Linked DNA regions of Homo sapiens: region 1 is linked to region 2. The links are chromatin contacts, found by Hi-C in ENCODE. All regions are on one chromosome and are shown on one strand. The core of a region is the stretch at or near the end of the contact, and the rest is flanking DNA. Distances in the headings are between cores, read along the strand shown.

Evidence for each region. Hi-C counts contacts between places; a loop is a spot of excess contacts on that map. Pooled maps may share reads with other maps.
Region 1: a loop to region 2 is called in a pooled map, with 14 times the contacts of the local background. The contact joins two enhancer-like sites. A Hi-C loop is called at or near these places in 2 of 37 single-sample maps with no recorded cell type and 2 of 50 pooled maps.

The regions. Positions count from the first base shown.
Region 1 is chr15:74,398,987-74,404,805 of GRCh38, forward strand. No RefSeq gene overlaps it. Among named protein-coding and RNA genes, the nearest start is that of MIR6881, 9.5 kb to the right of the region's middle. RefSeq lists enhancers at 2,456-2,956, 3,686-3,735, 3,956-4,485, 4,101-5,066, 4,616-4,705 and 4 more and a silencer at 3,981-4,190. Within about 2 kb of position 4,110, at least 11 of the 41 ENCODE cell types and tissues checked have a DNase peak (open chromatin) inside an H3K27ac peak, as active enhancers do.
Region 2 is chr15:70,011,387-70,016,598 of GRCh38, forward strand. The region is part of intron 2 of LOC101929129 (a long non-coding RNA gene); the gene reads right to left. Among named protein-coding and RNA genes, the nearest start is that of MIR629, 65 kb to the right of the region's middle. RefSeq lists an enhancer at 3,516-4,019. Within about 2 kb of position 3,630, at least 4 of the 41 ENCODE cell types and tissues checked have a DNase peak (open chromatin) inside an H3K27ac peak, as active enhancers do.

The sequences.
Region 1 (5,819 bases), core at 2,860-5,359, 4.4 Mb after region 2:
CTGAAAACAGTATGCTAAGTGAAAGAAGTCAGACACAAAAGGTGACATGTACAATTCCATTTATATGAAATGCCTAGAAGCTGGATGCAGTGGCTCACGCCTGTAGTCCCAACTATTTGGGAGGCCCAGGCAGGAGGATTACTTGAGCCCAGGAGTTTGAATCCAGCCTGGAAAACATAGCGCGACCTCATCTCTGAATAAATTATTTAATTTAATTTTTTAAAAAATGTCCAGAAGAGACAAATGCATAGAGACAGAAAGTACATTAGTTGGGGGACAAGGAAAGGGGAAGTAACTGCTAACAGGCACGAGGTTTCTTGGGGGTGATGGAATGTTCCAGAGTTAGCTAGAGGTAGGTGTCATAGAGCATTATGAATATACTCAAAACCACTGCAATGTGCATTTTGAAATGGCAAAATTTGTGTTATATGAACCTTTACTCAATAAATACATAAATAAATAAATAATAAATAAATAAATAAATAAATAAATAAATAAAAAGGCAACAACAGCCACCCCAGGGACAGGTTTGGAAAGCCAAACTTGTCTGACTGGCTGGGTGGCTTGTCTATTTGTGTGTTTCTTAAAACAGCATCCTACAGGAGAACTATTCTTTGCTCAGGGAAACCCCCACCCCCTCACTCCACTCCTACCTCGAGACAAGGCCTCTGAGGAGCAGATGGGAGGAGAGGGGCTCTGGGGAAACATAGGGGGCATTGCAGTGGGGTGCTGCCCTCTCCTTGGGCAGGTGCCCCCATGATGAGCAGACTCAAGGTCCAGCTACAGTCCCAGCTCTGGTACAGGTCCTGTCCCTTTCCTCAGTTTCCCCATCTGCAGTCTGCCTCCCGGGGTCTTTCTGAGGTCAGTATGTAGCATGACAGAGCCTGAGAACTGCCAAACTGCCATGTTCTCTCAGAGACCCCTTTTTGGCATGCATTCCAGATGTGGGACCAGAGGTTGGGAAGTTCTTCCTTTGGTCTGACCACAGTATTCCACTTGGAGACAGCAGTGGGAAGAGGCCTTCCACTGAGTCACCCTGACTCAACTTTCATCAGCTTCAGGCCCCCCGTGGGGGTCCTTCCCCCACCGGATGCTCACTTTGCTGTAATGGGGCAGGATGTGGGTTCCCTGCTGTGGGAGAGCAGCCCCCACAGCAGCTGCTCCCTAAGATGGTTCTGGCAGGAACCAATGAGAGGAGAAAGCTGATCCTCAACCCCTGCAGGGGCCCTGCAGCCCAAGCAGAGGGCCTCTCAGCCCACCTCGGTCCCAAGTAGGACAGATTGACAGGTGACCTCCCTGTCTCAGAGCCTCAGGGTGTCTTGGAACAAGTGATCCCATCATCTTCCTCTGAGGTCCAAGACTCGGGTGCTAATGGACTCTGTGTAGGGAACCCTGGTCACTGGGGCAGACTCTGTCCCAGACCTGATCTTTGCCATTTTGCCAGAGTGGCCCACCTGACTGCTTCTCTCTGCTGTGTGTATCACTTGTATTAACCGCGAACCCAGCAAAGAGAGCAGGAGCTTGGGCCGGGCACAGTGGCTCACACATGTAATCCCAGCATTCTGGGAGGCTGAAGCAGGTGGATGACTTGAGGTCAGGAGTTTGAGACAAGCCTGGTCAACATGGTGAAACCCCGTATCTACTAAAAATTAAAAAAAAAAAAAAATTAACCAGGCGTGGTGTAATCCCAGCTACTCAAGAGGCTGAGGCAAGAGAATCACTCGAACTCGGGAGGCAGAGGTTGCAGTGAGTCAAGATCGTGCCACCGCACTCCAGCCTAGGCAACAGAACAAGATCCTATCTCAAAAAAAAAAAAAAAAAGTAAAAGTAGAACCCCTGTTTCTTGAGGACAAAGATTAGATGCATCTTTTTGTTGTGAAATTTTGGTAAACTACTTACTCTTTCTCAGCCTCAGTTCTTTGAACTATGAAATGGAGACAATAGTAATAGTATCAACCTCAAAGGGCTGGTGAGAAAACTAACCAAGACAATTCACACAAAGTTTCAGAACAGTCCCGGGCAGGTGCGTGACTTACGCATTTGGCTTTTGTTCACCACTATTACTACTTGCTTATTGAAGCTGAGCCAGGTGGCTGAGCAATGTCCCTTTCTGGCAAGGAGGGTGGAGGCAAGTGTCACATTTCAGAAAGATCCCTGGGCTCCTGTTGAATCTGTCCCCACACCAAAACATGCCCGTGGGGGCTCTAGCTCCTGCCCCAGCAGCGAAAGGGGCTCCTCCTTCTCTGGTGCCCAGTCCTAGCTCACCTGCTCTTCACAAGCCTCCTCCCAGCACAGCCTGCACCACACAGGTGCTCAGTAAGGGGGTTGCTCTGAACAGGGAGCAGGCCCACATGCTGAGAGTGGTGGAGGCGTGCAGGCTCTGATGACCACCTGAACCCAGACTCCAGGGCAGGACAGGTCCTTACAGACCGTAAGGGCTTCCTGCCTACCCTCTTCCCATGCAGTTACCTCAACCCTGGGACACCAGGAAGGTTGAGCATTCCAGGAAAGCCCCGACCCACCCAGGAAACCCAAGTACCTGGTGGGGCCTCATCTGGCCCATTGTCCTGAAAGGACAGGAATAAAGGCTCTCTCCTCATGGCCACACACCCTAGGGACGTCCAGCCTCCAGCTTTCTGTGGGTGGGGCAAATGACTGAGGAGGCTTCCCTCCCTGCAGGCGCCTCCCTCTGGGGCCTCCTGTGGTCCAGTCGTCCCTGGTCCCCAGCTCTCAGGTGGGTCATAGGGCATCTCAGCAGGACCACCAGGAAGAGCATCAGGAGGGGAAGGAGCCAGAGAGCCCTCCAGGCCAGTGCACTGCTAACTCAACATCTCATCTTCCTATCTCGTCCCTTCTGCTCACCTCCGGAGACTCCCCCTCCCCTCTCATGCTCTTCACTGGCAGGTTATGATGGCCCAGAGATCCCCACCAGAGTCCCAGATATCAGTGGGGATCCCAGCCTATTCCTCCAAGCTCCCAGTTGCCAGTGACAGGGAGGCAGAAACAGCCTGGAAATTAACTGTGGGTTCTCCCTGAGCCTGTGGATACATGGAAAGAGAGCTTCACCACCACCCCCTTCTCTGAATATACATACAGGATCTGAGGAGGGAGGATTCTGTGTGGATGCATGTGTGCACAGATGTGCATGTTTGTACGTGTGTATGGGTGAGCAGGTCATACGTGTGGTCCCATGTGCCCACCTGTTGTATATATGCATGCTTGTTTTGTGTAAGTGAGCATAAGAGGTCAAGCCAGAGAGAGAAATAGGAACAAGGAGAGACAGAGAGAGAGAGAATAGAAACAGAGACCAACAGGGAAACAGAATGAGACTGAGACAGAGAACAACAGAAGGCCAGACAGGTAGACAAGCCACAGTTCCATCTTCCCTGGTGCTGGCTGCCAAGGCAGACAACTCTCCTCTCACTTCATTGATGTTCTGCCTGTGTTTATACCCATGATTGGGGTGGAGTTCAGGAAAGGATGTATCAGGGCTAGGACGCCCCCACCTCCACACTCACAGGGCCAGTCAGGGCCCTCTGCAGGGGCTGCCATTTCCTCAAGCTGAGGAATGGGCTTGGATCCCTCGGATGCCTTCCAGGGTGCAGGGGCGCTCCCAGTGACTGGGCTCTTGTGGTGGCTGGGGAGGGGGAGCTCCTCTGACAGGCCCCATGCTGGGGGAAACGTCCTGAGACTGACCTATCACGGGCTGACATGCACACCAAGGAGGTCTCACATCTGCTGGGAAATGAGGGGCTGGTGGAGGTGAGAAAACCTCAAGTTCTAATGCCTTCCCAACACCTTCACCTCACCTGAGAAGCTTCTAGATTCCACCCACCCCTGTTTCCTTGGGGGAGGGTGTTGTGTGGAGGTGGGAAGAGGCAGGAGTCCAGGTTCTAGGCCAGGCTCTGAAGGGGCAGGTAGCTCAGAGCAAGAGGCTGGCCTTGCACCTGCTCTGCCTAATGGGACAGTAATGCCCACGATGGCATTCCGCCTCTGAGGGCTGTGGTGAGGCTGTGGAGAGATGTCAGGGACAAGAAAAGGCCTTGGAAACCAGCTGTGGGAAGAACAGCCCATGAGCTCAGCATTTCCCCTGGCTTCCCCGAAAGCCGGCCCCCAGGAGAGGAAGGTGACTGTGACTTCTGCCGCCACCACTTCCTGCAGCTGGGACCCTGCTCACTCAGAATGTGGAACCGTCATGGGCCAGCAGTGTCACCTGCACACTCACTCCTGCCACCAGGAAACCCTTCTGCAGGGCAGGTCCCCAAGCCCCGTATCTCAGGTTCTGACCAGGATGTGTCCTCAGCAGTGGTCGCCCGACATTGATGGGAGGGACGGGTCCCAGCTGGGCATCAGGATATGGAGGGTTTCATTCCAGCTCTGCCACCAAGGTACTGGTTGCCTCGAGGCATTCCCCTTGCTGGACCTCATTGAGGAGACTTCCTGTATTGCTAAGCAGGCAGGAACCCCAGAAGCTCAGAGCCGGAAGGCACCAGGGCTTCCCACAAGATGTGGAGGACCCAAAACAGGGAGACAGGCCCTGGCACCTAAGCGTTCCTTCTGGGCTCTACACAAGGTGTGGGTGGCACCAGAGCTACTGCAGGCTACTTGATCCAAGGGGCAGTCCTGCTCCACCGTGGGCTGGACGAAGACATCATCTACTCCAGGGCATCCACGCGTGGGGTGGGAGCCAACAGACCTGCGGTGCTGCCTTCCAGCTTGGGACTGGCCCCCGTACTCCATCCCGTGCACCCAGCCCTTCCGGCTCACCCCTTCCATGGCATGTTGTGCTCTCTCGCACCCCATGCTTTGCATGTGCTGGTTTCATTACCTGCAACACCTTCACCCCACTTGTGTCTGGCTAGCGTCCCCTCCAGAATGGAGAGTGGACAAAACATGGGGTCTGGAATTCCAGGGGTCAGGGCCCAGGCTGTTAGGAAAGGCAGAGTGTGAAGCAGACCCTCAGCAGGCCTCACAGCAGGGAGTGCTGAGCTCAGGGTTCTCAGGGGCCAGGATGGGACAGACGCCGAGGAGATGGGGGTCGGTAGCTGGGGCAGATTGTGCAGACAGTCTGGATTGTGGAGGAGCTGCCGGGCGCAGGGCCCCACTTGGCGCGGGCGGCTGTGGGGGAGGCTGAAACTGCAGACTATTTTTAGGCTCCTGCTGAATTGAGAGATGAGGATGCTCTGGGCTACAAGCCCTCATTCGCTGGGGAAAGACTAAGGGGGCCCCAGTTCCCCCGATCTGCCCCCAGAGCTCAAAGTCTCCAGAGCTTCCTCTTTTGTCTCTAGGGACCAAGGGCTGGGGTCAGGAAGTGGACTGGAAGTATCCCCAGCACCCTAGATAGGCAAACACCCACAAGAAGTGATTTCCATACCATTTGCACACTGCCCTGCTTCCTGATCAGAAGGAACGGAAACGTTCCCTTTCAGAAGACCCTCAGCGGAGCAGTGCATTCACCAGAGTCCACTTTCACCTGCCCCACTGGGTATCAGGAGAGTCCCAGGAGAGCGACACAAGCTCTAAAGTCAGAAAGCACAAACGGGGGTTGTTAGCACTGTGGTGTAGCATCCGCTAGGCTCGGGGTAGCAAATAAGTTCCATCTGATCAATTGCTGGTGACTCCTAAGGAGAAATGCTGGTGAGGATCCATTCATTCATTCCACAAATAATTTACTGACCACCTACTGTGTGCTAGGTGCTACTCTAGGTGCTATGAAATTTAGCTGTGAACAAAAAAAGACAAAATTCCCTGCCCCCGCAGAGCAGATATTCCGTAACAGTGTTGTCCAACAGAAATACAATATGAGCCACACACATAAT
Region 2 (5,212 bases), core at 2,380-4,879:
CAGTAAAATAATAGTGTAAAATGAAATAGGTGAAGCATTTTTAAACTGTAAATTAATGATCTATAGTTATAGCCATAATAATAATAATAGCTACCAATTACAGAATACGGAAGGCCAAATCTGGGCCAGGAGCTAAACACGTTGCAGGCTCCCCGCTTTCTGAGATAAAGATGCTTTGCTGCATTTCGCAGGCCAGGAGACCGGGGTTCAGCAAGGCCAGTGGTGTGCCCAGCACCCTGCAGACACTGGGTAGCAAAACTATAGCTTCTCACTCCTGTGTCATCCTCTGTCCTGTGTTCAGGCCTTTTCAAATACACTTAGAGCAAATGTAAAGAAAAAACGGAACGAGAGCCACCTCTCTTTCAGTGTATGTGTCTCCAATTCAAGGTTAAATGGAATTTAATCTTCCCTCTCCAGACTTCTGTTTCCTGGTGCCAGCTCTGCTTCCAGGCCAGGAACACCTTATGAGCCAGGCATACCCTCGGGCCCCTGCCTGCAGCCCTTTGAGAAAGGCAGTTAAAGCCCCCCAGGTTTTTCTCCTGCATCTTTGTGTGGTGAGAAACTGATAATCCAGACTTCACATCGGTTCCCCTCAAGACTTTCCTGTCTTCAGAGACAGTCTGCTCTCAGGGGACCCTTTGGAACCTTCTCTAAAGTCACCCCCACTGCTACTGACTCCTCTTCAGGGTTAGAAACAGACAAGATGCTGCTGTCTGGAGTGTAGTTGAATTCGTGAGCACTGGAGTCAGGCTACCAGGTTCAAACCCTGACTTGGCAGTTACTGTGTGGCCTTGGGAGAGGCACTCAACCTCTCATTTATAAAATGAGGTTGATAATAATATCACCTACCTTCTAGGATTTTTGTGACATTAAACAAATTAACACATGCAAACACTTAGAGCACTGTCTAGCACCTTGTAAGTACTCAAGAGCTATTAGCTACTATCATTATTTTCTATGCCCTAAATGTTCATTTCCTATCCATGGCCATAATGATTTCTGCTCAATAACAAAGATAAGAAGCAGGATAGCTCTCATTTAGAAAGTTGTACACAGCAATAAACTCTTCCAGTGCACCAGCTCCTCAAAGTGCAAAGCACAGTGAATGGCACATAGTAGGTGCTCAGTAAATGTCAAGATCCCTAAGCACGCAGATCACCCAAATTACTTTTTTACTCAGTTAACTTTTAACCCCTCTTTGTTTTTTAAGCATATATATGCCTTATATATATATATACAGGGTCTCTAATATATATCTAATATGTTGCCCAGGCTGATCTCGAATTCCTAGGCTCAAGTGACTCTCTCCTACCTCAACCTCCCAAAATGCTGGGATTACAGGCTTGAGTCACCTTTCCCAGACTAACTGTAATTCAAATTGCCCTCAACAGTGTGTTTCTTAAAGAAAACAATTTTTTTTTCTGTGTGTTTTAAAATGGACCGAATCATTTTACAGGTCACTCAATGATGGACTGCCATCTTCCAGGGTTGCCTTTCTTTGTGAACCTCCCGTTGCCTTTATTCCAAACCTCAAGGCTCACATGCCCCATATCCAGCCAGCCCCCAAATCCTGTTGATTTTCCTTAAATGGCCCTCTTTCCCAGGCCTTGCTCATGGCTTCTGTTCAGCATTTTTGTTACTCCTGAACTGTGACAGTTCCCTCTAGATCCTCCCCTTCCCAGTCAATCCCATGTCATAAATCTCCCCTTTCTAGGGATCCATCATGGGCCGCCCCTGTGCTGCCCCACCCTGTTCCTAGCCCTGTCAGGCTATCTTTCCGACACAACCTTATTCTGGGCAGCTTTTCTTGCTTGCCCAGCTCATTTGAAAACTCTTGAAGGAGACATCACATTTTAGGTGCCGCATGGATTTTCCAGTACATTCACATCTAACATAGAGTGAGCACAAAAAGAGGCCTGCAACACACACTTCCCAGTGACCAGTGGAGTGGTTAGAGCCATGCTTTCAAATCCAGTTGAGCTGGCCCTGTTTGTAGTTTGAGAAATATTCTGGGGCCCGATTTGCCAGTCTGAGTAACTAGGTGTGGCACCAAGTGTCGGCAGCTAATTGCTTTTAACCATTATTAATAGGTCTGCACTAATTATCTCTTGCACATAGGCAAGATTTTACAGATGAGAGAGGGAGGGAGAGGAGGAGTAAAGGGATGTGCCCAAGGCTACGAGGTGAGTGGATTGTCAGCATGGGGGCTAGAACCCAGGGATTTGCAGTCCTAGGTCAGGGGGTGCCTCCAGGTAGGGGTGGGGTGGAGAGGGGTGGTTTTGGGGGCTGCAGGGCTGGGACCGGGGAGAACAGCTCTGCGCAGGTTGGTGAAGCTACCGTCTTGCCTTCCCCCTCCCCCCACTCCCAGAATGCAATCTACCGAAACCTCTTATTAAAAGTATCCTGGGGGTGATAAAAGTGTCACTAGAGATTTGCTCATTTTCTAAACTGTCATTAAAAAGAAATTTATGGTCAGGGGAAATATAGGCAGTGGAGGGTGGAGTGTGGGCAGGGAGAGAGGGAGGATGATTTCAAATCAGTCCCTTAATAAATTAAAGATGCTCACTTGCAAGAGGGGCTTGGAAAAGGAAATTGCTAGAAACTCATGGCTTTCTCCATTCCAGCTGGCCGGTGTCCTCCTCCTGCACTCTTCCTCTCAACTACACTCCCATTCACACCCACCCCTCCCCTCCTGACAAATCCACAGGGCAAATGCTTCCTCCCTGCGGGCCCACCCCATCCCGTCCTCCTCCAGGAAGGCCTCCAGTTCCCCTCCCTGAGGCTTCCACAGCCCCACTGTCTGAATATTAGATAGACTATGTCTCACCCCCACTATACTGTAAGATCTTTGAAGGTAGGAGTCTTGCCTCGAACTATTGCATGAATCTTAATCAAGGGAGGTGGAGGTGATCTCATTCCCTTAAATTATTAGGAAATGTTAACCGAGAAAAGGGAATGAAGAACCCAAGGAGTTCAGACCTCATTTCACACACGAGGAGCCTGAAGCTCGGAGGGGAAATGGAACTCACCTCAGGTCACAGGGGAGCTGTGAGAACCCGCCTCTCCTGGGGTCCAGCAGTGTGCCCAAGAGCTTACACTCAGAGTCCAACTGTGCCCTCCCCACTCACTGGCTTGGGGAACCTTGAGAAAGTCACCAAGCCTCCTGTGCCTTGGGCACCAGAGTTGTTGTGGGTATCAGCTGTGACGCTGTTCGTGCTTTGCTCAGTGATATTTTTATTTTGCATCACTTTGTCATTGGCATCATGATGGCAGGAAGGAAGGCAGGGAAGCTCGAAGCTGTCAGGGCTTCAGTCTTTTGCCTGGACCCTCTTCACCTGCTCAGCAATTGTCCAAGCATCCACTAAGTGCCAAGTCCTGGGCTAGGCTTGGGAGATACAGAGACCAGCAGGCATGGCCCCAGCCCTAGACACACTTCAGTCTGGTGGGGAAACTACTGCTGCGAATGTGGGGGTCCCCGATGGCCTGGCTCTCACTCCTTCTGGGTGGGTTGTGGGTTCACATTTCTCCCCCCACTGGACTTTGAGTAGCCCTGCCTCTGGCTTTGGCCAAGCAGGACCAGCCCAGAAGGAGGCCTCTGGGGAAAGGAAGAGGGTGTGCCTGGCAGGGGTGGGAACAAGGGTGTGGGGAGCTCAGCAGGTGCTGACCACTGAGAAAGGGAAGTGAGAGAGCAGGTTCAGGCCAGGTTGCAGGCTGGGCCCGTGGGGATGAGGCTCTTAGGTCTGAGCCAGGCCAGCAAGGTGGAATAACCCCGCCTCCGCCTAATGCAGATGCTCAACTCTTGCCCTGAGTGAGGTTCAGGAAGAGAGGCTGGAGGCAGGGGGCAGTCCATAACAAAAGGCTGAGAGCTGAGCCTGCCTCAGACCTGCTCTGCTAGCTCCACAAGCTTCCTGCCTGGGCCTCCTTCCCCGGTCGGCTGGGCACGACGCTGTCCTCTGCTTCCTACCCTCCGAACTGAGGATCAGCTGAAGGCAGTCAAGGAATGAGCACTCTCTGAATGAAAAGAGCACATTTCAGAACCTCATGGAAGCCTTTTAGTGCACATGCCATGAGGCCTGGGTGGGGAGGGGAGGGAAGAGGAAAGGGAAGAGGATTTGACATCGAGATGGAAAGAGGGAACACAGAACTTCTGTGCACGGCATTTAGAACACAAACACTGCATCACTGAACCATGAGGCTGCAATGCAGACAAAAGAAGCCTGGAGAAATCCCAGTGGGTTTCTTGGAGGAGGGGAAGGCTGGTTTGGGCTTCACAAGTTTGGTGCACACAGGGAGAGGGGAGAAAGTAAGGCACAGGCCACAGCGGGAGGGCTTGGGACCATGGGGGCCCTGCAGGTCTGGCCAGGCCATGAGCAGAGTAGGGGGTGGGAGGCTTCCAGTCTCTAAGGGGCCTGAGGACCCAGGTCCCCGCAGCCCTCCTGACCCCCAGGGGGCCCCTCCAGCCTGTTTGGTGGGTTGTTTGCCAGCCTCTGCCTGGGAGCCTCGGCCTTCCATCTAGACATCAGGCCAGCCTCCACGTGGAGGCAAAGGACGGCAGATCAAGGATGGGCTGACGGGCAGGGGGTGTGATCAGTGGAAAGTTCTGCCTGCACAACAGCACACTGATGCCTCCGGGGCCAGCCTTGTCCTGCGCTCAGGATTTCTCCCAGCCTGGCTTGGCCTCTGCTTTACTCCGACACTATTTTTATGCCTCGATACCTCACTTTGCATCTGTGGCTCTCTGTTTTGCTTTCTCTCTCTCTCTCTCTCTCTCTCTCTCTCTCTCTGTCTCTCTTCTCTGCCTCGTTCTGAACATCTCTGTCTGGCTCGCTGTGTCTTGCTTTCCCTGTGTGTCTCTCTCCATCTCTGTCCCTCTCTCTCTCTCTCCCTCTCAGGACTCCCTGACCCGTTCTGTGTGACTCTGTCCATCTGTGACCTGCCCTCTGTTACCACAGCACTAGCTGACAGATGCTGAGAGTCTAGGCTGGAGAAGTTTTTCGGGTTCCAGGCAGGCGTCCTGGAGACTTCAGCCTGCAGGGAGTGCGGCTCCTTTTGCTTTAATCTGGGGGGAATCTGACATTGGTTTCTTTGACCTCCTCTGCCTTTGATCTTTATCTTTGAAACCCTGTGTTGTTAGAATGCGATTGACTTCAGATGTTCTCATCCTCCCCAGAAAGCTGAGGGAACGCAGGGCAGGGGTCTGGCTGGGTGATCC